Linked DNA regions of Homo sapiens: region 1 is linked to region 2. The links are chromatin loops, found by intact Hi-C in ENCODE. Cell type or tissue: GM12878. All regions are shown on one strand. Links, peaks and the distances in the headings refer to the core of each region. The heading gives the core; the rest is flanking DNA.

Region 1 (8,000 bases), core at 1-8,000, 70 kb before region 2:
TACCTACTATGGAAAGAATAAATATAAATAAGGGATATATGTAAAATGTTTGTTCCATGTTAACTAGCAGTTAGTAAATGACTCTTACTTTTATTTGGGATTTTTTACTCAAGTAAAAATTTAACATGGTTATCACTTTTCTTCTTTCCTTGGGCTTCTCCCTCTAACCACAAAAATAAATTTGGAAAAAGGTGATTCTGTCATGTGAACTGTCAATATTTTAAGCATTTTTCTTTAGAAAAACAAAAAGGAAATAATATTACTTTTATCATAAATATATACTTTTGTCACTAGAGATTATAGGACCTTATGCCATCAGAAAGAACCAGTATCCGAACTTGGAAATACTTCATCGTTGTTATCATAAACTTTTTCAAAGCAGAAATTATCAAGAATGAATCCAGAGGGGGGAAAAAAAGATTATATGACTTAGTATGCAACTCACATATGGTAATTTGTGTGGGGTAGGGGATGGAGGGTTCATTATCTTTAATAATCTCAAATATCCAGGTGGCATTGGAATTGGGAGTCTCAAAAAGCGAAGGAGCATGGGGCATCAATTAAGCTGTGGTAAAACCAGCCAGTAACAGCTGGAGAGGATTGCATCTGATTGCAGCTGTGTAATCAGTTGTGAAGTGACAAGATAGGATTTCTCATTAGTTAATAATGGGTACAAAAAAGGTCAAGAGCAGCAAGAGAAGAGACCTATTTTGGGCAAGGAGAAACATTTGCCTTAGAGTGACAGCTCTGAAACAAAGCTCTATAGTTCTAAGCAACAAAACCAAACAAGAATAATTAGTGAGTATATAAACAACTTTTATGCTTTTGGAAATGCTATGTGTTTTTCCTACCAAAAAAAGCATGTTTTATTTTAGGAAATGAAAAATAATCCTGTGCATTTAATCACTGAAGAAGATCTGAAACAAATCTCCACTTTAGAAAGCGTTAGTACAAGTAAAAAGGATAAAAAAGATGAGCGAAGAAGGAAAGCAACAGGTAATAAATTGTTAACAAGGAATATTCAAAGTTTTGTATTTGTTGCAGTGAACTTTGCATTTATCACATTTATTATGCCCTTTGAAAGGCCCTTTGTTTTATTGATTTACCTTTAAACAGCTAATATCAACCAAATATTTTGCTAATGTGTTAAGTTTTATATAATAAAATGGAAATATTGGTGATTATGTTTTCTGTTTTCTTTTGTGAAAACTTTATTTTATCATCATGCTCATCTCTTGTTTTTCCCCATCCTCTGTCTATGTTCCAGCCCAGTAGCCCTTTTTTGTTTTGTTTTGTTTTGTTTTGATTCCTAAACTTGCCAGGGTCATATTCACCTCAAAGCTTTTACACCAACTGTTCCTTTTACCTGGAATGCCCTCTCCCAGACTGTAAGTAACTGGTGTATTCTTTTCATTCAGAGCTCGACTTTAAATGCCACTTCCTTAGAGAGGCCTCCTAACCCTTCGGAATAGTAGCCACAGTCACTCTCTGCCACCTCATTTTGTCAGTTTATTTGCATCACTTTATCACCATGATGTGTTTTATTGTTTGGGAACTGTGTTGATCTCATTTATTGTTGTACTCTTGCTACATACCCAAAGCACCACTTGATATATTTTAGGTGTCCTATAAACATACTAATTAAATGAAAAAATTTCTGAAGGACATATTTTTACATTTCTTTTTCTAATCTAAAGTCACTAGAAATTATTCTAGGTATCACTGATATGCTTGTAATTTGCAATGGAAAAGTAACATGTATTTCCATAGTTTTTATAGTAGGAACAGTGCTGTTAGTGCTTTATCGGAACTGAAGAAATTCAATATTCAACATTTTTCATTAATAAATACACTTCTAATTCTTTGAGATAGTTTATTTCCTCTTCCAGAATCTTTTTCTTAAAACTTTTCAATGGCATTATGAAATTTCTCTATTCTTCCAGGAAAATTAATAAATTACTTAAATCACAGTAATATTCATAGCTATGGATATTTTATCATATATTTGAAGATATAGTTATAAATTTGCCTTACTCAATTGATGACTTATGTCAGTATAACTAGTCTATTTAATATTTTATTTCTTATTAAAAGTTAAGGGTCATTTGGTGTTTTATTTTCAGTGATAATGCTATTGTATTATAATTGTTTAATTACAGTGTGTGGAATCATGTCAATCATGAATGTTCCCCCCCATAGGAAACTTATTGTCAAATATAAAAAGCATGTTCACTTTAGACTTATATTTTTGAAAATAGAATTTTTTTATTATAAAAGAAAGGGAAAAATAATAGAAGTTTAAATCTAGGATGTGATGAAATCTAAGGCAAATCTATTTAGAATTTAGAAAAAGATCTTTAGTAATCACTTTATTTTATTAAAAAGACTAATCTTTTACTTATTTTGAAGTAATATAATATAGTTGTAATATGTTCAATGGTTTAAACCCGTTATCAGTATTCCATTTTGTAGAGTAGATATTTTACATGTCAATATCAAAGAGCAGGGAAATGCTGAAGTAGTATTTTTTATTTTTATTTACAGTGTTTGCATTTGTTTCATAATTTGTTTTTTTAAGTCTATAGTCAATAGGTAATAATACTTTTATACTTAACCAATTAATATTCATGGTCAACATTTATGAAGCACGTGTTATGTTTCACGCATTTCTGTAAAGAATATATACATTAATGACACAATGATCCTTGCTCTTCAGAAGTTTATAATCTGTTTGAGTAGCAGATGAGTCAGGATATCTCCTCTAAAAACAGGTAATAATCTTTCAACAAAGAAGGCAAAATAAGAATAATTAAATTTGTGAAGTCTTATAATAGAAGGTTATTGATGAGGCTGTGGTAACACAGATGAGCAAAGGAGGACACATTTCTTTTGGGGAAGGTAGAAGAGGAGGTGAAGGAATGGATTTTTGTTAAGAAAATATTGAGAGTTACAGGAAAGAGGTGACGTTAGAGAAGGAGAAAGAGAATGCATTTAGAGCAGTCAGGCTATCTAAGGTAGATTGCTCAAAAGATTTCATATTTTATTATTAATTTTTTATGTATTGGATTTACTAAACTTTTAATAGGGAACTCCAAATTTAAAAAGAGTCTAAAAGTTTCTTTATTTTGCCTTTATTTTTTCTGCTGTAAAGTTAAATACAACAATATAGTGTCATTATTTTATAAAAATGATGATTTAGTTAGGTAATGCTAACTAATGTCATTTTCCCACCAGAGGGCAGTGGAAGCATGAGAGGAGGAGGTGGGGGCAATGCCAGAGAGTACAAAATTAAAAAAGTCAAGAAGAAAGGAAGAAAAGATGATGATAGTGATGATGAATCTCAATCATCCCACACTGGTAGGTAGCTTTTCTTTACTTTTCCTTGGTGTATGTGTGATATTTGTAACATATTTTCTTAAGATGTATATAATTAGGTATATATGCTAATACAGGAAGTCCTTATTTTGCAGTGTTTCAGTGACACAAATTTCAGTTACCACACTTTAGTTAAATGTTATCAGTCCAGTAACAACACTGTTTATCTTAAATATTAGATACAAAGATACTTCGGTATATTAACTGAGTATAGTATAAAGTAGCTCTTCAGTCCACAAATCAGTACATAAATAACAGATGCATATCATGATCTGTGACAATCACACCACTTATTGTATAGTTTGTCAATGATTGGTCACTGCACATTGGTTATTCCTTATGCACAAACAACAAAGCATGTAGCTGTATTGCCTAATTGTCTCCCAGTGATAAACGCTATGATATTTTACAGAAATGGATAATCAAAAAGAGAATTGGCCAACAAAGATAAAAGCGTAGCAAAGAAATGAAAAGTGATAACACTGAAAATAAAATTGGAATCAAGCATAAATGGAGTTATAGAGGGAATGGCTGACTGTGGGAATGTTGACACTGCCATTGCTCAAGAAAATGAGGAAAGTGGTTATGACAAAAAGGATGAAAACATCTTAGAGGATGTAAAGTGGGGAAAAACTTCACAATTCTTGGAGATATTCCAAGACATTGAAAAGGCAAGGGATAAAACATTGGAAGCTGATTCAGAGTTAGAAAGTGGTATGACAATTTATAAGGCATAGGAAAGGTACTTGGTCCATACTGCAAGTTAATTGATAATAAGAAGAAAGCAAGCACTGTTCAGACTATTCCTGATAAGTATTTTACACAGAAATAAAACACTTTCATTCTCCATGTTCTAATGTGTTAAAAATACAGCATATTAAATTATAAACATTAGTTTTATTTTTCATTTTCCTATACATTTATAACCAACAGTAAAAGCTTTTAATGTTTACCAAAAATTTTTAAAGGCCACAGAACAATTGTAATTTTTCCTATTGATTATTAAGAAAGCTTTGCATGGTTTCACCTTACCATGATCATTTTTATGGTCTTCCACTGCCATGCAAAACAAGTATTAGGATATTTTTGAAAAGTAGACTTGCAAATTTAAATAGGAAACATTAATTTTATGTACATTTTACTTTCATAGTAACACCTAACTGGTTGGTTGCTTATATCTAAGAGAGAGCATTAATTATATGCATCTTTCTTTTCCTAGACTTGCTAGTGCTTGGCCAAGAAAGTCTACAAGAGACATCTTTTGTTTTTCTAATTAAAATTATGATATTTTTAATTTTTCTGTTTAAAAAAGGTAAACTTAATGAAACCATGATACTGCCCTCTTCCTTATCCCCAGCAAAATGAAAATTAAAAAAAAAAACTTTAAATGATAATAGATTGAGATTTATATTTTTCCTCTTTCACAGAATTCATTACATACGGGCTATAGCTGGAAGATGTAGATATCAAGTGATGTGCCTGCAGCTATTAATGTTCTACTTGCTATTTGTAATAGCACAGTTGTTTAAGATTTGTCTTTAAAGTATTCTGAGATAGGTAGAAATAACTACTGTTCTTCATGTATGTAAAACAACGTTAATTAAAGGAAAAGTATCTTTATAGGAACTACTAGCTTTATCCTTATTTCAAATAGGATTAAGACTATCCATTGTGAATTTTAATTTTTCACTGGTAAATGGATTTTCCTGTTGCCCAGGTGTACTAGGCATGTGGGTGAAGAGGCATTACAAGAAAACACTTCTCTAATATCTGTAATCTTAAATAATGGTTAAATGAGGCATGTGATATTCCTTTTGTGAATAGATTATTATTGAAAGGAGCTATAAAAGTAGTAAAACCATTCTACCTTTAAAAATATAATTTCAATGCTTTTGAAAAAAAATTTATGTTGTAATCTCTGAAATAGAGGATGAAATTGGGTTCTCAGCTAAAATATAGGATCAACTCAGTATGAAAGATTACTAGAAGAAAATATAATTTAATAACTTTGAAAATGCATAAAGGAAGTAAACAGGGAAATCATAGATCATTTAATGTGAACATTAGGAATGGACAGCAGATCCCAGAAGATAATAGTACTGTCTGTCTACTCTAAAGCTAGCATGTCAACTCCTTAGATTTTTATTTATAGTGAAAATTGATTTTTGAGCCATTTTATTTTTATTTGTAAAGTTTTTGCTTATAGAATCAATAACTTAATTAAGCTAGAAATAATCACTTTTATACCTTTACAATTTCTAATGGAAATATTGTTAGCTTTTTTTGTCTACAACCCATGCTTTCCTAAGTAAATGGGTAGGCATGACATTTGCACAGTTAGCTATTATTTTCATTACAGTAGCTGCATACAAACTTTCCTGACTATAGACTTATTTTTGTGAGAGCAAAAATAAATTATAGAATTCTGAGATTTTTTTTTAATCTATGCCTTTTCCAAAAGATACATTTTAGCTTAAACAATTATTTGAATTGTGATTCACATGATTATAAAGACTTTCCAAAGATCTTATTTAGATTATAAGGATTATTTAATTTCTAATAAATTTATATTTTTATAAAGGAGGAAAAACTGCCCGGTATTCCTTGTTCAACAAAGATAAATTATTCTTTCCTTAAAAATTTGTTTTGAAATACTTGTTTTGATTTCCAGCTATTTGTATCATCCAGGTTTAACAAAGGGGAAAACTCTTTATTATTTTCTGATTGACTTATAGAAAATAATCAGTTTTAAATGAAGTTAGAAAATGATCACATAAGAAATTTTACCACTTCATGATAAAAATCTTCAGAAAACTAGGCATCAAAGGAACATACCTCAAAATAATAAGAGCTACTTAACGACAAACCCACAACAGCATCATACTGAGTGGAGAAAAATTGATAGAGCCATTAAGAACTGGAACAAGGCAAAGGATGTCTACTCTCACCACTCCTATTCAACGTAGTACTAGAAATCCTAGCCAGAGCAGTCAGGCAAAAGAAAGAAATAAAAGCATCCATATTGGAAAAGAGGAAGTCAGATTATCTCTGTTCTCTGATGACACGATCATATACCTAGAAAGCCATAAAGACTCCTCCAAAGACTCCTGGTCTTGATAAATGACTTCAGTAAAATATCAGGATACAAAATGAGTATACAAAAATTAGTAGCATTTCTATACATCAGTGTCTTTCAAGCTGAGAACCAAATCAAGAACTCAGTCTTATTTTTAATAGCTACAAAAAAAAAAAAAACTAGGAATACATTTTACCAAAGAAATAGAAGATCTCTACAAAGGTAACTACAAAACACTGATGAAAGAAATCGTAGATGACACAAACAAATAGAAAGACACCCCAGGCTCATGGATTAGAAGAATCAATATTGTTAAAATGACCATACTCCCCAGAGCAGTCTACAGATTCAGTGCAATCTTTATCAAAAACAAACATCATTTTTCACAGAATTAGAAAAATACACTCCTAAAGTTGATATGGAACCAAAAGAGAGCCTGAATAGCCAAAGTATCCTAAGCAAAAAGAACAAATATGGAGGCATCATATTGTCTGACTTCAAATTATACTACAAGGCTATAGTAACCAAAACAACATGGTACTGCTAGAAAAATGGACACATAGATCATTGGAACAGAATACACAACCCAGAAATAAAGCCACATATCTACAACCAACTGATCTTGGACAGGGTCGACAAAAATAAACAATGGGGAAAGGACACCCTATTCAATAAATGGTTCTGGGAAGAACGAAACTGTATCCTATCTCGTCATACACAAAAATCAACTTTAGGTGGAGTAAATATTTAGAATGTAAGACATGAAACTGTAAAAATCCTAGAAGAAAACCTAGGAAAAAATCTTCTGGACATTGGCCTAGGCAAAGAATTTATGATAAAAATCCCAAAAGCAAATGCACCAAAACCAAAAATTGACACATAGGACTTAATTAAACTAAAAAGTTTCTGCACAGCAAAATAAATAATTACAACAGAGTAAATAGCCTTCAGAATGGGAGAAAATATATGCGAATTATGCTTCTGACAAAGGACTAATATCTAGAGTCTACGAAGAACTCAACAAGAAGAAGCCCCATTGAAAACTGAGCAAAGGATATGAACAGATACTTCTCAAAAGAAGAAATACAAGCAGCCAACGAACACATGAATAAATGTTCAACATCACTAATCAGAGAAATGCAAACTAAAACCACAATATATCATCATACACCAGTCAGAATGGCTATTACTAAAAAGTCAAAAAACAACAGATGTTAGTGTTGATGTGGGGAAAAGGGAATGGTTATACACAGTTGGAGAGAATGTAAATTAGTTCAACCTCTATGGAAAACAGTATGGAGATTTCTCAAAGAACTAAAATTAGAACTACTATTTGACCCAGCAATCCCACTGCTGGGTTTCTACCCAAAGGAAATGAAATTATTATATTGAAAAGACACATATACTCTTATGTTCTTTGAGGCATTATTCACGATAGCAAAGTCATAGAACCAGCCTAAGTGTCCACCAATGATTGACTGGATTAAGAAAATGTGGTGTATACCATGGAATACAATGTAGCCATTAAAAACAATAAAATGATGTCCTT
Region 2 (17,176 bases), core at 4,483-12,482:
CAATCTCTATGGTCAGCAGCATAAGAACATAATTCATTCTCTGCCACTCTTGCTCTCTCATTTTCTTATTATGGATTCAGAGAATTTCTAGAAGGCCATAACTGCACAGTATAGTCTCAGTAGTTGTGCTCTGGGCATTTTTAATACCCTTGTAATGATTATTATGGCCCAATTTATCCAAACCATGTGAAACCATTAGGAGTCTCCATTAAAAGTACTTTTACATCTCCAGATTATAGGTTATGCAGAGCTTGAAAAAGTTTTCAGTCTAAGAGTGATTCTCCATCATCATGGCTAAACTTTATTAACCATTTTTTTTTCTCCAGATGAATGGGTTTTTTTGAACCTGAAAAAATACTATTTTTCTAAAAGGACAATTCATTTATCATCTTAACTTAAAACGTTTTTAAGTAATTTGATCTGTATTTGCTTAAAAAATAAAATTATGCTTGACTTATACTAACATGGCCTTACTTTTGGAGTACAGGTTCCCGCAAAATGGAATTTAAGGGAAACTACTGGCATGAAACCTGTTTTGTGTGTGAGAATTGCCGACAACCTATAGGGACAAAGCCTTTGATCTCCAAAGAGAGTGGCAATTATTGTGTGCCATGTTTTGAGAAGGAGTTTGCTCACTACTGCAACTTTTGTAAGAAGGTAATTTTCTAAAGAGGGTGAAGCTTGTGGAAACTCAGACTATTTCTTTTTAGCTGTATCATATATTTAGAATGAACTGATACTATTATGTTATATCTGTAATCAACACACCCATGGTAGTTTGGACTTTCAACATGTCCAAACCACTAGTTGTCACGATGAGCATGACCATCTTTTTTTTTTTTATTAACCATAAAATTCCAGCCACAACAAGAATTTAATATTCCAAACAGCTCAAGTGATTTGGTATTCCAGTTCATTTCACTGTTTTTTGTTGTTGTTGTTGTTTTATTTTTTTGGGATGGAATCTCGCTCTGTCACCCAGGCTGGAGTGCAGTGGTACAATCTCGGCTCACTGCAACCTCTGCCTTCCAGGTTCAAGAGATTCTCATGTCTCAGCCTTCCAAGTAGCTGGGATTACAGGTGCGTGCCACTGTGTCCAGCTAATTTTTGTATTTTTAGTAGAGACAGGGTTTCACCATGTTGGCTAGTCTGGTCTCGAACTCCTGACCTCAGGTGATCCACCTGCCTTGGCCTTCCAAAGTACTGGGATTACAGGCATGAGCCACCACACTCGGCCCATTCACTGCTTTTATACAAGATCTCACGTATTCTGGGAGAAAGCACAGGTCTCTCTTTGAATACAGATGTTTCTTAAAAAATAATGTTTGATCTATTCAGTATTAACTGTTTCAGAGAAATATGGATTTGCCTCACAAAGTGACTAAGGGAACCAAGTTAAACAGGATGTTTAACTTCTCACATTCTTTCTCAGCAATGCAAATGTCTTCTTGACTTGAAGCTTTTGTATTTCCTATGAGTAGGGCAATCGGCTCAAGAGAGTGCCAAGATCATGGGGGAAGTTCAGTAGACAAAAGACAGAAAGAAGACTAAGAGCAGCAAGTTCCTTCACTCCAGTTCCAGGATCATGTAGGGCCTTCTGACTTGGCTTCCCACTCAAAAAAAACATTTTCTAAGAGAAAAAAAAAGTAATATTTTTGAAGTAAACTTCATCCAATTCTTTTTTTATCCTCTAAGCTTTTATGTGAAAAAGTAGCTCTAACACCTTGATGAAGCCTGTCTGCATTCCATAAAATATATATGGAGGTTCTCAAAGAAATCCTTGACCTGCGAGGCATCATAAGTTTAAAATGACACCATAAATTGTCATGAGAAAGCTGAATCATGAAAATACATTGGATTAGTATAGTGGTTTCAAAGTATTTTTTATCTGTGGGTTACTTTGGCAGAACTCTTAAGCCCATTTGTATATCTGGACAGCTGGAAGTCACACTACCACTTTCTATGCACACATATGTGAACACACATGCACATACACACACACACACACACACGCAGTTAACTGTTTAACATACATAACCAATACCACTACTGCATTTAAAGAGGCAGCAATACACTATGCTAAGTTATCATTATTAAATTACACTATGTTGATGGCTGAGAATTACAATTGATCACATGACATAAAATAATCTTATGACTGAGACCTTCATTACTCTACCAAAACACTGGCTTAGAAGGTGACTTTACAAGCAGCAATCAAGCCATATGACATATGAAGCTCCAAAGAATTACCAGGGTCAATGACGGCATTTAAAAACATGCTGGAGCTGGGCATGGTGGCTCACGTCTGTAATCCCAACACTTTGGAAAGCCAAGGTGGGAAGATTGCCTGAGGCCAGGAGTTCAAGACCAGCCTGGGCAACATAGTGACACCCTGTCTGTATAAAAAAAAAAAAAAGTTTAAAAATTAGCCAAGTATGGTGACACGTGCCTGTAGTCCCAGCTACTTGGGTGGCTGAGGCAGGAGGATCACTTGGGCCCAGAAATTCAAGGCTGCAGTGAGCTATGATTGAGCCACTGTACTCCAGCCTGGGTGACAATGAGATCCTATCTCTAAAAAATATACAAAACTTAAAAACTAAAGAAAATAAAATCTTGCTGGAAATAAAATGAATAGGTTTATCTCACTGTTTTGAGAGACAACTGAGTTGGCCAATTTTAGGCTGCATTTCTTAAAGACAGACTAAAACAGTAATGATATTTGTGAGAATTATCCTAAAATCATTTATCAGACACAATAATGAAGACTCTTTCAATGCTATAACAATTCAAGAGTGAAACTTCTTTAGTACATCCATGCTGAGCACTGTCTGGGCCAAGTGCTGATGTTTCCCAGGTTATTGGAGCCTGTAACTATATTTAGGATATGATTTGAAGTCATCAAAAATTTACAAAATATTTATATTGGGTAGTAGACAGATTATGACATGCCAGATTATTTTTTATTTAGTTTTTAAAACCACAAGTCCTTTTCTAAAAAGCTAGATTTGTTTTTGATCAAGATGATCCAATCTAAACAATTTTTTTCAACCCAAACCAAAGACCAAATATTTTCTTAAAAAAAGGAAAAACTACTTGACAACCAGGCTGTTAGAACTTTTAAGCTTTAAAATCCATAGATTTTATTTTGTTAAACTAAGATTTATTTTCTGCCAGAAAGCAAATGATTTTAAACTACAAGTGCTTCAAATTCAAACTCCTCAAGGTTCAAAAGGAGTTAAACGTCTTCTTCGATTTTTCATCTGTCACATAATGAGTGCAAAATCATTATTGCCCCCACTTTTTCACAGAACAAACTTGTTCTAAATCCTGAGATCAATCAGTGGTGAAAACCAAGCTTAGATATTAGACTTTATCTTACCTTCCTACCTCTTCAAAAGGAATATAATCACAAGCAAACTATTTTTGATGTTCCAGAATTTCTTCTCTCTAATTAAACAGTCTTTGGTGTATATATCAAGTTTTATTTTGCTGTGAATACATTTTTCAAGTTTCAGATCTTTTAAGCATTGCCTGCTAATCATCAGACCAAACAAATCAAAGGAATCATGAATTCTGCTGTGTCTGCTGTAAGGCATTGGAAGTCAGTAGGAGGTATTTTAAATTGCTTTACTTCCATCACAACATTATGCTTCCCATTTACTTATTCAGAATAGTATGCTTTTTTCCCTCTAGGAAAATATCTTTCATATCAAATATCTTTAATTTCTAAGATATTTGTTATAAGATTAAAAATACCTTTAGAATAATTTTTTCACAAGTCTATGTAACAGACAAATAACATTTTTGAGTTCGTAAACAACGAGGCGGCTTAAAATAGGCTCTAAGTTTTTACTACCTAGTTAATTTGATACAAAGGTTATAGGAACCACCTCAGATACCCCATTGCTTCAGTCATTATAAAACACTTACAAAAACACATTCCAGTATCTACAGCAATTCTAAGAGCTCATTAGCTGTGAATTCAAAAGGTGATGTGGCTTAAAAATAGTTACATGAGAAAAAATGCCCAAGATTTATCCATCTGATTCTAACTAAAGATTTCTCAGCCTTTTAAAAAGTAGAATTCATGGATTAAATTGGTTTAGAAAGAAAATATTATCTTATGCAGAACTAATTACATCTCAGGCAAAACACTGCACATCACACCTTAAGGCTCAATGTACAACCAGGGCTTATTCCATTGAGTTCTAATTCCCACAGCACCCCACTGCTAGATACAATATTGGAATTGCTTTCCAACTATTTTTTCCTTTGGCATTTATTCATTCATTCAACAAGGATTTTCAACTGCTTATCTGTGTAAGGTAACCTTGACTCAGTATGGCACTGATGGTGATGCACACAGGCTGTGGAATCAGACCATGCAGGTTTGAATCCTAGCTCACTATGGCCATGGCAAGTAACTTAATGACTGTAACCCTCACTAGTTGCTCATCTGAAAAGAGGGAAAGATAATAGTCTGTAGTATGTAGAGGTGTTGAGAATATTCAGAAGAGATCATCCTTAGCACGGTGGTAAGGACTGAAAAAACACTTAAGAAATGGTAGTTGTTATTAGCAAATAATGGTGCTTACCAATTCCATTCAGAATTACTGCTGTTGGATATTCTTGGACCTGGTGTAAAGCATTCAGGAAAAAGAAGAATTCTTTTAAGCATCCCTAAAGTTAGACAGGTAGTTATAAGAACATAGTATAGAAAATAGCTCTAACGGCAGATCTTTAAAAACCAAAATTAAGAAAATTCAGAGAAGTATGAGGAAGTGAAAAAAGAACCTGTGTGGTTTTTCTCCCCCATCTTCCTGAGTCCAATATGGCCCTGCCTCTGTTCTATTTCATTGTAGGAGAAAAATATACAATAATTTCCATTTCTTTCTACTTCTAATTAATTCCTATAGCCTTTGGCTTCTCATATTATTAATTTTTAATGACTTTTTGAGGAAAAGAACATCCTAACATAAGGTGAAAATAGAGTAGCCAAAAGCACCAGTTGTGGCATAGAAGACATGAAATGATCTTTTTTTTTTCTTTTTGCTTCCTTTTCTCCCCAGAGATACTAGGATCTCAAAAGAATCATGAAATGATCTGAATTGTAATGGCTCCCATGGTCATTGCCTTTTCTGTGGTCTTTGGCAGGTGATAACTTCAGGTGGGATAACATTTTGTGACCAGCTATGGCATAAAGAGTGTTTTCTGTGTAGTGGCTGTAGGAAAGATCTCTGTGAAGAACAGTTCATGTCCAGAGACGACTATCCATTCTGCGTGGACTGCTACAACCATCTTTATGCCAACAAGTGTGTAGCCTGTTCCAAACCCATTAGTGGTGAGTTCTTCAGTTCAATATGATCATGCCATGAGACAGTTATGACTTTATGAAACACTATCTAGTTAATTTAGGAAAAGCAATTAAAAAATGGGAAGCTTTCCTTTATATTTCCTTTTGAGATAAACACAAGTGGGTGCATATATATGAGTATAAATATTACATGGATTCCTCAAGGAAAGTACAAGAGTATAATTTGGGTGACTATACTCTGTGAAGGTAACTACATACTAAACCTAATGGTACTGACTCTAACATTCAAGGAAGGAGGAGAACAGGATGAGCTGAGAGGTTAGTGCAGGCCTTCACGAGGAGATCTGCTTGCAGCCTCATTAAGTTTTGAGTGGGAGGAGAAGAGTACTAATAAATCAAAATCCTGCTTAATTCTAAAATAGGACCAAGCATCCTTTAGTTAGGAAGGTTTTAATTAAATTCCACTATTGTATAGAACATCTGAAGCTGTAATAATTAAGGTAGCATAGGTCAGTAATTAATTAAACTTCATTTTAAGATGCTTCTAACAAATGTATTACTCTCTTTTCTCTATTCACTTGCAATTATGAAGTGTGTTTATGAGTAGATGAAAGAAAACAAGATAGCATTTTACTGAAAAAAAAATGTGACATGATTTGAAAATAACATAATGATAAATCAATCCATGTTAAAGAGGTTTTCAAGGTAAAAAGAAATACATCTTTTCCTCAGAGACACTTTTAAAATGCTAATCCTATAATAAAGGAACTGAAACTAGCATGACACTTGAGAAACTCAGCAGCTATTCTTTCTGGCAATTTATAATCACTTAATAATGTGTCAGAACTGTATATCTACTTTCTATTCCTAGTATTCTTAGAACATATTTCAATTTTTAGTTGTTCATATACCATAGAATTAAAGATCATTTTATCCCTTTCCTCCTTCTTCATCTTCAAATATGTGGCAAAATAAAAGTTGAGTCTTCATGCACTTTCCAACCAAAAGAAAAAGTTTCACAGCAAACCCCACCTTGGCAGGCTTTCACTGACTTGCAAAGGGAGGGAGGGTGTCACCAGAAAAAAACAGCATGGTCTTATTTGTCTATATGGAGCACCATCTGTGTCAGGATCTCACACTGGCTCACGGGCTACATCTGGCAAGCAGGCTGTTGATGTTTGGCCTGAACATGTTTGGAAATAACTAATGTAAAATCCATCTCTGCAGCTAAAAGTAGAGGAAGAGCCTGCCATTGGGTGAGCAGACTGCCTCCACATTCCCCAGCAGGGTCACCATCATATGGAACTCGTGGCTGTCCAATTGCATGGGGCATGCCCTCTCTGTCCCTTGCACCCTGTCTGCATCACTCAGCTAGATCACCTCCCTGGCCCTTGCAAGAACTTGCCTTAGCAATCCCACACCACTCGGCTCCAGGGTCCATGCTTTTAATTACCCTGCTCTCCTGCCTTCTACAAATTTGACAATTCCTATAGCCAAGAGATCTCCACTGATTTTAGTTAGAAAATGGGACTTTCAGATATCCAACAATACCTGGAGCTCCAGAATCTCCCAAGTAAAATCTGCAATCACAGTCCATTTATTTTATAACAACACTTATCTTGAATTGGGACAGAAAAAAAAAGGGGACTTCAATGAGAAAATAAGGAAATTAACAACTCAAAATAAGTTTCAAAATTCTCTGGAGATCCAGATGGCTAATACTGATCTGCAAAAAGCCTACACAAGCCCTGAACTTGAGTTTCAATTCTGGTATATCACAGATTCATGTGCCTAAGTGATTTTTTTCATAGATTGTTCCAGATCAATCACTGGGCCCAGCTTTTTAAAGTTGAGATGGAAAAACAACGTTGTTCTGCACAAAAACATGAGGATGATCAAAAGTAAATAATCTGACCCAAAAGTAATCTAAATTTTACCCAAAAGTAATCTAAATATTATATATTTAATTTAGACTCATCAGTCCACAGGAAATGTCTAATAACTATCTTAATCTTTTTTTTAACTTTGTGATTGAGACACCAGAGGCTGAAATGCCTGCAAAAACTTACAACTCACTTTACTATTTCTTCATCTAATTGTTAAATATCTATAGGCCCTGAAGTACTGCTTCTTTAAAATTGAGCTATTTGAACTGATGTACCATTGGGAATTCTGATATTGTCACACGTCTTCGGAAAATTGGCATTAATCTGATTATTATGTCACTTTAAAAGCTAGGTATTCTTGGTCAAAGGATACACAATTTCAGTTAAACAGGGGAAATAATTTCAAGATCTATTGTACAACATAGTGACTATAGTTAACAACTATGTATTATATACTTGAAAATTGCTAAGAGAATAGATTTTTAAATGTTCTCACCACACACACAAAAAAGCATATGATAAGGTAATAGATATGTTAATTGCCTTGATTTAGCCATTCCACAATGCATACATATACAAAAACATGTTATATAATATATGTACAATTTTTATTTGTCAATTAAGATTAATCAATTATTTTTTTAAAAAGCTCTGAGAAATCTACCCATAAATCACCAAGTGTAATTTTTAAAACCCATCACATTGAACTGCTTCATTTGAACAAACTCCAGATATAGCTACCATATTTTCTCCTCCTTTGAGATAGGATTAACCTCTTAAACTATCAGGGATAAATGAAGCTGCTTGATGCAGTGAAAGGTGCTCTGGACTGAGGAGCAAAAGACTTGGTCCTCCCTGCCCCCACTGCTGTGTCACCATGGGTGACTAACTCACCTCAGGGGTGGGGGGCCTTCATTTGCCTTATTTATAAAACAAGCAGTTGAGCAGGTTGGCTTTCTTCCATCTCTGTTTATTTCAAGGAAAAGGAATTTCAAATGTTGTGGCTTCTTCAGAGAGTGATGCTGATGTTCCTGATCATATTCTTTACCAAAGATAAACTCAAACTTAGTTTCATGAGGTTAAAAGCAGAGACTCTAAAGACAGATGGCCCTGGCCTGTGCTTAAATCTTAGATCTGCTGCTTACTAGCTGGGTGACCTGGGGCAAGCGGTTAAACTTCTCACTTCTCAGTTTTTGTCTGCAAAGTGGGGCTGATGCTAATATCTGACCCCATGAAGGTAAGGTGAGGGCTGTATACGGTAACACACATAAAGGACTTAGAATAGTAATTGGCACACAGTCAAGCACTCAACAAATGCCAGCTCTTATTCTACTGACTTGTCAGAAACCTATGAAACCAGATAACACAGGTGTCAAAGACCTGCTTCATGAATGGCTTTCTTACTGCAAACAACCCTCATGACCTAAGGGAGTAAACATATTCCTTTTGGAACAGTTTACATACATCTCACATGTTGGTTCAGCCCTTTCTTAAAGTTGCCAGATGCTTCTACTTTTTCTTATTTGTAAAATTCCGGAAGAATTGCTTTTATATTTGCCACTTGTACAAGGCTTACTAATAAAATTAAGAAAAACTCATGAGCATCAAAATGCTAGACATGTAATAATTAGTTTTATGAACAGCATAATTTATGTATATACAGAACATTACTCTTGCAGTCAGCTTATTAATGTTTTGAATAACATTAAGGGAATTAAGTAGTACATAATTAATTTACATTTATTAGGAAGTAATGTTGATAGCATCATAGATAAGCAAGCTATAAATTTAATCAAGGAAAGTAGAGAAATTTGATGCAATTTTCTGTATGAACTACTAAATTATATATGAAGACATCAAATAAGTTTGTTAGGATGGAAACAAAAGTTCATTATCCTATTTAAGAAGAATGTATCTGAAATAGAATGCTATTCACCCTTTCACTTCACCATTCCAAATGGAGTATTTGGAAATTACATATGAATTACATAACTCTTTTAGCCTCACTCCATGGATGATAAGCAAATAATAGCACTAAGATTACTGGGAGAAAACATGAAATAAATAAAGACCCAAGCCTAGGGCATCTCAACCTCTTCCCAAACCCTAACATTTTCTCCTTTAATGTAACTTCTCAAAATCAATTTCTTGAACTATACCCTGGAATCACATTAAGGAGACAGAGATCAGACCCTCACCGAAGATTCAAATTCGACTACTTTTTAAAGAAACAGTATGGTTCAAGTGAGGCCCAAGTTAAAGTGGAGGAGGCTGACAAAGCTCTTAGAAACCAATCACGTGATAACGTGGCTTCATTGGCCAGATTCAACAAAAGCTGAAGCTGGCTCTGAGCAAGGTAATAAGGCCATCACGTTAGGATGGCTGAATGATTAGACAAAATCCTCTATTTGGTTATGCTTTCTAGAAATAGTGTCCCAAACCGTATAACCCCAGGACATATTCTAAGTACAACTAAGCACAGAAAAATGAGGGGAAAGAAGAAAACTAAAACTCATTACAACATTGGACATCAAACTAGGAAGCATACATTTATTTCCTTTTATCTTCATTTTGCAGCTAAGAAAACTTAAAGTCATATAGAGAAAAAGGGGAAATGTATTCATACTTAGATATCTCTGACTTCACAACCTATACCTTCTTTCCACTATGCTACACTGTATTGTCTTATCTGGCTTAGACAACCTTATCTGTTTCCAAAAATACCTGACTTGCATATTAGCATTCTGCCTTCTTCTGTTGATTATGGCAGAATTTGGCTGTGAATCTGGTTGGGTGGCATAGGTGTAACTTTCCTACAGTGGATAGTTCCAGATGGACACAGGGCCAGGAAGCAGCATTCTTTTTTGGGTTATTTGCCTCTGCGTTGTTTTGCTCATAGCTCTATCTCCAGTTCCTAGAGGAGCATCTGCTAGAATGCTCAATCTGTTCCTTGAAAGGATAGATTAATCTTTTTCTCCAATTCCTTTACAGGTCTCACAGGTGCCAAGTTTATCTGCTTTCAAGACAGCCAGTGGCATAGCGAATGCTTTAACTGCGGGAAATGCTCTGTCTCCTTGGTGGGTAAAGGCTTCCTGACCCAGAACAAGGAAATCTTCTGCCAAAAATGTGGCTCCGGAATGGACACTGACATCTAGGAGACAGTCCTTGCCCACCTAAAATCCATTTTGCCTTCGTTGTCACTAAAGCCAGAACTCAGTTGCGGTCTTATTTTTGACTTAAGTTTTAGAAAATATTCATGTAGTTTAGAGTGGAAAAGTTTTTGCACACATTTTGATCGAACTATATTCTAAGCACACAAAAAGCACAGTAGAACAGAAATGAATATATGCTAAATCACAAAGACAACTCTCCTTGCAAAATACTGCACTCTGCTGTTAGAAGCAGAGGAAAATATCTCTTCATAATCAAATATATGACATATACCTAGGAGCTGTGGATGTAATTACTGAAGAATGAGGTTTTTCATACCTGAAGAGTAAAAGAAAAACTAAGAGATCAAACTGAGAGGTATACATGAGGCTAGTGTTTGCATTCCTGGTTATATGTAATGTGATAAATTAGCTATGAATGGTAAAAGAACAAAACTGATCAGAGTAAATTCATTAGCAATTATCACATTTAAGAATTGTTATCATTTAAAAATCATCCTTTTTTTCACACATACTGACTGTAGAATTAAAAAACAAAGCTACAATTTGCCCTCATACACACTGCTTCCACAGCTTGCTAGTTCTGTGTTTACTCAATGGAATATGAGAACTGAGGACATTATGGCTCTCATAATCTGCATAGGTATAAAGAGGATCATTTCTACCTAGGGATAGCCAAAGCATGGGTTTCAACACGTTTTGTATTAAATATATTTTCAAAGTCCACAGTGATTTTTCTAAACGCTTACAGATTCCATGAAATAAAAGTCTATTCTTTCAAGTGGAGCTAACCAGGATAATCTTTGTCCCCAAAGGCAAACCTTTAAAATAAATAGATCATTAAATCTTCACTTGTGGAAATGAGTTTTAGGGAAGGGATTGAGTCTTGGAACATGACTTTCATCCAGATATCTAACGACATAATAGAATGCATAATTAGCTCTGTGCCTCATGCATTATTGCCTTCTAAAATTACATAAATGATTAATGGGCAGACATAAAAGTGGGCTTTAAAGAAATCTAGTAATAATAAAAGCTGAAAAAGAATAATTCACTGCTGATAATTCAGAACCTGCAAAGCAGCACAATAGAGTAATGTGGGCTGTAGGCGAGCCCTCCCCACTCTTCCCCCACACCTGTGCCACACCCCCCTTACCCCAAGCCAGTTGTGCCCCCAGTTTCAATCTCCTGCATAACCAGGAGGTGCACTCCTAACCCTAAGCAACTGTCCTATAAGTCAGTCAGTGTTTATTGATCACACAGGAAGTAAAGAGCCTTAGTGAGAAGTCCATCACCAGGTTTATCTTTATACCAGACTTTAACTGATCATGACCCTATCTTGCTACCCCTGGATATTTTCCACATTACTTGGGACAAATGGAAAGCAACCTCTGCTCTCCATGATCTGTTTTCACATTGGTTATAGCATCTCTTGGATGGAGTAGAGGGAGGTCAGGAGAAGAAGCCCACATAGATATATAACTGTCTTCTCTCAGATTACACATTATAGCATTAAAGGTTTTGATTAAAATCTAATTGTAAGATACTGCTGATTACAATTACCAAAATAGCATCACAGGAGATTCAATTAAAATTGTTATGGAAATAATTTTTGAAATAGTTTAAAATGCAAGAATATTCAGCGATGTTAATAATTTAGAGATACTAATAAGTGTTCTGCTAGATAGACTATTTGAAAACTATAAATGTATTTTTGGATTAACAATGCCAAGGTATTTTTTCATATTCACATTGAAAAATACAGGCAAAACTATCAATATTTTTTCTGCATTATATGAAATTTCACAGGTAGAACTAAATCTATGATATAGAAAATAATAGCACATTACACATAGAGAAAACCAAGCCACTTAGGTTTAGATAGATATATAACATGTAACATCTTCTCTGTTAACCAATTATAGATACATATACAACATGTAATGTTTTCTTAGTTAAACAATTGGAAATGTTTAGGCATTTTACTGTGTGGGGGCAGTGAGTATGCACATGATCAGACTTGTATTCTAGCTTTACAATTAAAATTCACAGAATCATTTCCTAAAGATTTTATTATCCTTTCATAAGTATAAATATATATACTTTTACATATAAATAGTTCTGCATTTAGAAGGTATCCTACACATCAAACATCCATTAAACATGTACTATGCCAAAAGTTAGAGCTTATACTGTTGTGGGTCTGGAGTTGTAGGAGGATGGATCATGGTATGGAAATGCAGAAGTGCCTGATGCAAAGATCCTTGCCTGCAGGTTAAACAAAGCACCACATATGTAGACATAGCACACATATGCAAAACAACTAAGAAAAAGACCTCCTTAGGTCTTTGCGTAACACACACAAAGATAAATGTAAAAATTATATAGTTGATTTATATGGTTTATGTAACAAAGAGAAAAACTCCTTAATGGACTTATCCAAAGATGAAATGGACTGACTCAGGAAACAGTGGGCTCCCAGTAATTCAAAGGTGACATCTGCATGGGCAGGAAAGAAGTTAAAAGCAAATCCCATGTGCCAATAACAACCAGATGGCTTGGAAGTAGCAGAGACTGCCGAAGAGCAGGAGAAAATAAGATTGCTAAAAGAGAAAGAGTCAGAGGAAGGGAGAATATTAACTCTTAGGATAAAAAGTGACATAACCGGCCATAGAAAGTTACCAACTGTTCATAAGTAAAGGAAGAAAATAATTATTGTAGTGTTTGAGGAAAATTATGCTTTTGATCCTTTGTGGAATAGAACCAAAGAAAGCAAGGTTCCAAGGATTAAGTTTCTTACTGAAGGAATAAGTTTGGTTAATGGCTACAAAAGTGAAAAGAAAGAGGAAGAAGGCATTGAAGGCCACGAGTTACATTTGTTGGCAAAGATGAGTATGCAAGTCAACAAGTCAAAATATTTTATTTTGTCATGTTGGGGATTAAAGATGACAAAAGAAGCAAAAATGTATTTCTGCTTCAATAATAATGACTAGGAAGCCCAAGGGTTCAATTTTAACTTGGCATTATAAAAGTGTTAAATTGGGACAAACTAGCTCCACTGGTTAAGTAAAATGTGGTTATGTTACAATCCAGGCTTCAAAGCTTACATCGTTGCTATAACTTAAAAAAAAGAAACACTAGATTGTTCATTAGAGTAAAATATTGGCCTACCATTATGAAAAATGCATAACACTAATCACAAATGGTTAAAAAAAACTGCCAAATTTAATATCACAAATGAAAAGTCAATCCAAAAACACATTTCATGTTAGCAATACCATTTTTGAATTTAAGAAAAAAATAACTTTTAATCTACTTGGCATATTGTTAATTGTCTGTGTTTTAAATAAGAAAATGGTTGTTTAGCCGGGCACGGTGGCTCACGCCTGTAATCCCAGCACTTTGGGAGGCCAAGGCGGGCGGATCACGAGGTCAGGAGATCTAGACCAGCCTGGCTAACACGGTGAAACCCCGTCTCTACTAAAAATACAAAAAATTAGCCGGGCACGGTGGCGGGCGCCTGTAGTCCCAGATACTCGGGAGGCTGAGGCAGGAGAATGGCGTGAACCCGGGACGCGGAGCTTGCAGTGAGCCGAGATGGCGCCACTGCACTCCAGCCTGGGCGACAGAGCAAGACTCTCTCTCAAAACAAAAAGAAAAAAAAAGAAAATAGTTGTTACGGTATGTTTTAGATATATTTAATCAAGCACATAGTCTGTAATGCACCTATAGATAGATGTTTATTATGATAATGATACAGTTTTTGCTAATTTTATACATTGGTTTTTAGAAGTCTCTTATACTGAATAAATTTACATTTTACATAGTCTATATTACTCACATTATTTTTAAAGATTTATTTTTTACATTAACTGTTTAGTAAACAGAATAGGTGTGGAATAAATTCTGTAGTGTTTCTACTTCGATTACATAAAGAAACATGATAACTTTTACCTTCTATTACCCATCTGTTTTTACAACATTCAAATTATAACTATATATTCAGATATTATTTCAGGGCATTAATAGGAAAAAAACAAAATTGTCCGACCCAAACAGAATCTCTCTTCTGTTAAATTAGGGGATCCATAGCTATGCTCTTTCTTACAGTAATAAAATGGTGAAAATATTCTAAACTAAAAATATCCTCTAATTATTATTTCTGTGACTCTGAAAATATTTCATGAAAAAAATCCCACTTCAATTGAATTTTTCTGCTTTGATGCAGATAGTCTTTTGCTAATTTCTTATTTCTATATGTAAGGAATTGCTAAAACTCTTGGTGGCTTTAAACCCTTATTTATTCTATCTAAAGCAAAATTTATGTCTAGTACACAAATCTTCATGAAACTTTAATCCACATTATTAGTATCATTTAGTTACTCTCCAGAATTAATCTTGGAAGCTGAATTCTTTTAACGACCAAAGATGTTCCACAAAGACTATTTGAAAGAACACCCTCATCAAACATTTCTAGTTCACTTTTTAAATCACATGGTTTTGAAAAGTACTGATCTTGTGGGGACCCAAAAGATAAACTTTTTGTCTTGGAATAGTGTCTCTTCAATGAAAGAGTCAGAATATCACTAGAAATTACAGTTGTTAGGTATTACCTTTATCCTAAACCTCTTCTTCCAGGAGTATTAAGTCTTTAGATCTTCATTATCCTACCAGAAACATTGCAGGATTGACTGAGATGGGATCATCATTAAAAAATGTATGGGAACTTTGAGGTCCTCTTTTCAGGGAGAGGTAAAGGAGACCTGTCAAGACTTGGGAAAATACATCACCAGGATAGATTTGGCCTTAAGACTTCTCAGAATTTACTGAATCTGTATTGTGTTATGTCAACATTTAAAAAAGGATATCGAGGAGAGAGGACATCAAGGCTTCATTTGAACCATCCATCTCAAAAGAATTTAGAAATGAGACCATCCATTCAAGTCATCCATGTGCCTTCTTAGATGGTCCCAAAAATGTATCATCCAGAGAGAATTAGAGAAGTTTTGTATGATAATTATAACCATTCTGAATTTTTCTGGTTGATAAGCTTTAGACTAGATACTCAGTTCAATATGGAGGAAATCAAAAAGGAGGGAAAAGAAACGAGATTCAGACTCAAAGTTGGAGTCTATAAAAGAAATAACAGAGTTTACACGTATTTGAAATGACTGGATTTTATATCACTGTGGTTGAGAAAGGGAACAGCTCGCTGTGATAGAATTATGATCCCTGTCACCGAGGAGCAAAGAGTATTTGGGTCAAATATTTTCCCACGAATGTTAACAAACTTATGGAGTGGATGTCCATAAAGGGTTCTCTAAATGAGGAACATTAATGAGCTCAGCAGACATTCATCCAGTGACTCAAACAGTGACATTAAATGCTATTCCTGCTACACACAAAAACAAAAAGTTTGATATTTACGGAATTCCACACACTGAATCCTTAAGGCTTATTCCTTCTTTAAAAAATGACATCCTATCCCTTGTTTGCCTCTGTAGCATCACTGATAAGTCTGTTTATTTGAGAGCTTCAACCCAACCTCTCAAACAGGAAATGAATGAAGGAGTATGGATAGAGGAAAAATGGAGAAAAAGAGTGTGGTGATAAAAATTTTGACATTTCTGAAAAAAAATAAAAAATTAAAATTTTAAAACTTTTGTTTTCCCTATGTAATAGAAACTTTCCAAAACTACAAGATAGTTACAAGAGGCAAAATACATGCACAAAAAAAGGAAAAGTTTGATAAAATTTTGGGCTTAAGGACTACAGTTAGTATCAGTCTTCTCCCCTCCATGGAAATTACTCTCTTAGACATCACCAACTAATATGTAGCCACAAAAGTCCATGATTGCTTCTTCAACTTTCTGTCTGCTATGAGATAGGCACTTGCTATCGTTGGCTTCCTCAAGCTTCTTCAAAATCTTTCTGCCAGTGGCATCCATGACACCATTCTCTCCTATGTCTCCTAAATCTCTGCCCCATTCACTGGCACACCATCCTCTATCAATTTCTTAAAAACAAATATTCCTAAATATTCTTGACCTCCTTGCTCTATATTTTCTCTGTTGGTGAACTTACCTAATTCCATGATTTCAATTGCTTTCTCTGGATAGCTGAGTTCCAAATATACATCTTCTGCCTTGAATTCTCTTCTGAGTTCCAGACCCAGGTTTCTCATTGCCTTTTGGACATCTCAAACCAATGTCATGCACACACCTAAAAATAACTTTATTATCCTTCCTCCAAATTCCACTTATCGTCCTCTGTTCCTCATCATAGTTAATGCATCATCCAAATAGAGCTTTTTGAATTCAAGTCTTGGGTACATGAAAAGTAGTCATTAGGGAAATGCAAATTAAAACCACAATGAGATACCATTTCACACAGACTAGAATGGCTATAATAAGACAGACAGTAACAAGTATTGTTACGGATGTAGAGGGACAGGAACTTTCATATATTGCTGGCAGTAATGAAAATGATAGAAAATGATACAGCTATTTTGGAAAACAGTTTGATAGTTTCTCAAAAAGCTAAACATAAAACTACCATAAAACCCAGAAATTTCACTCATATCTGCCCAAGAGAAATGAAAATATATGTCCACACAAATGTTCATAGCAGCATTATTCATAATAGCCCAAACTTGAAACAATCCAAGTATTCAACTGATAAATAGATGAAAGAAGTATGATACAGCCATATAATATAATATGATGCAGCCATAAAAAGGAATGAAGTATTGATACATGCTACAACATGAATGAACTTTGGAAATATTACGCTAAGTGAAAGAA

The links. A loop is a pair of places that touch in the nucleus more often than their neighbours do. Peaks named below come from ENCODE experiments on the same cell type or tissue, not always from the same donor. Only the 100,000 strongest peaks of a DNase experiment are listed, where the experiment ranks them.
Region 1: a loop joins it to region 2, with 2.5 times the contacts of the local background. A loop is called at or near these places in 5 of 110 quality-filtered maps.

What each region holds. Positions count from the first base shown.
Region 1 is chr6:96,539,660-96,547,659 of GRCh38, forward strand. UFL1 (UFM1 specific ligase 1) reads left to right here. Exons shown (of 19, transcript NM_015323.5): 11 at 876-996; 12 at 3,235-3,357. Among named protein-coding and RNA genes, the nearest start is that of FHL5, 19 kb to the right of the region's middle. In GM12878, for the core only: a CTCF peak has its summit at 3,231 (motif pointing right); no DNase peak of the experiment used is centred there.
Region 2 is chr6:96,605,415-96,622,590 of GRCh38, forward strand. FHL5 (four and a half LIM domains 5) reads left to right here. Exons shown (of 6, transcript NM_001322466.2): 4 at 488-657; 5 at 5,158-5,344; 6 at 10,195-13,212. The coding sequence ends at 10,358. Among named protein-coding and RNA genes, the nearest start is that of FHL5, 51 kb to the left of the region's middle. In GM12878, for the core only: no CTCF peak of the experiment used is centred there; DNase peaks (open chromatin) are centred at 6,171 and 8,437; H3K27ac peaks cover 772 bases.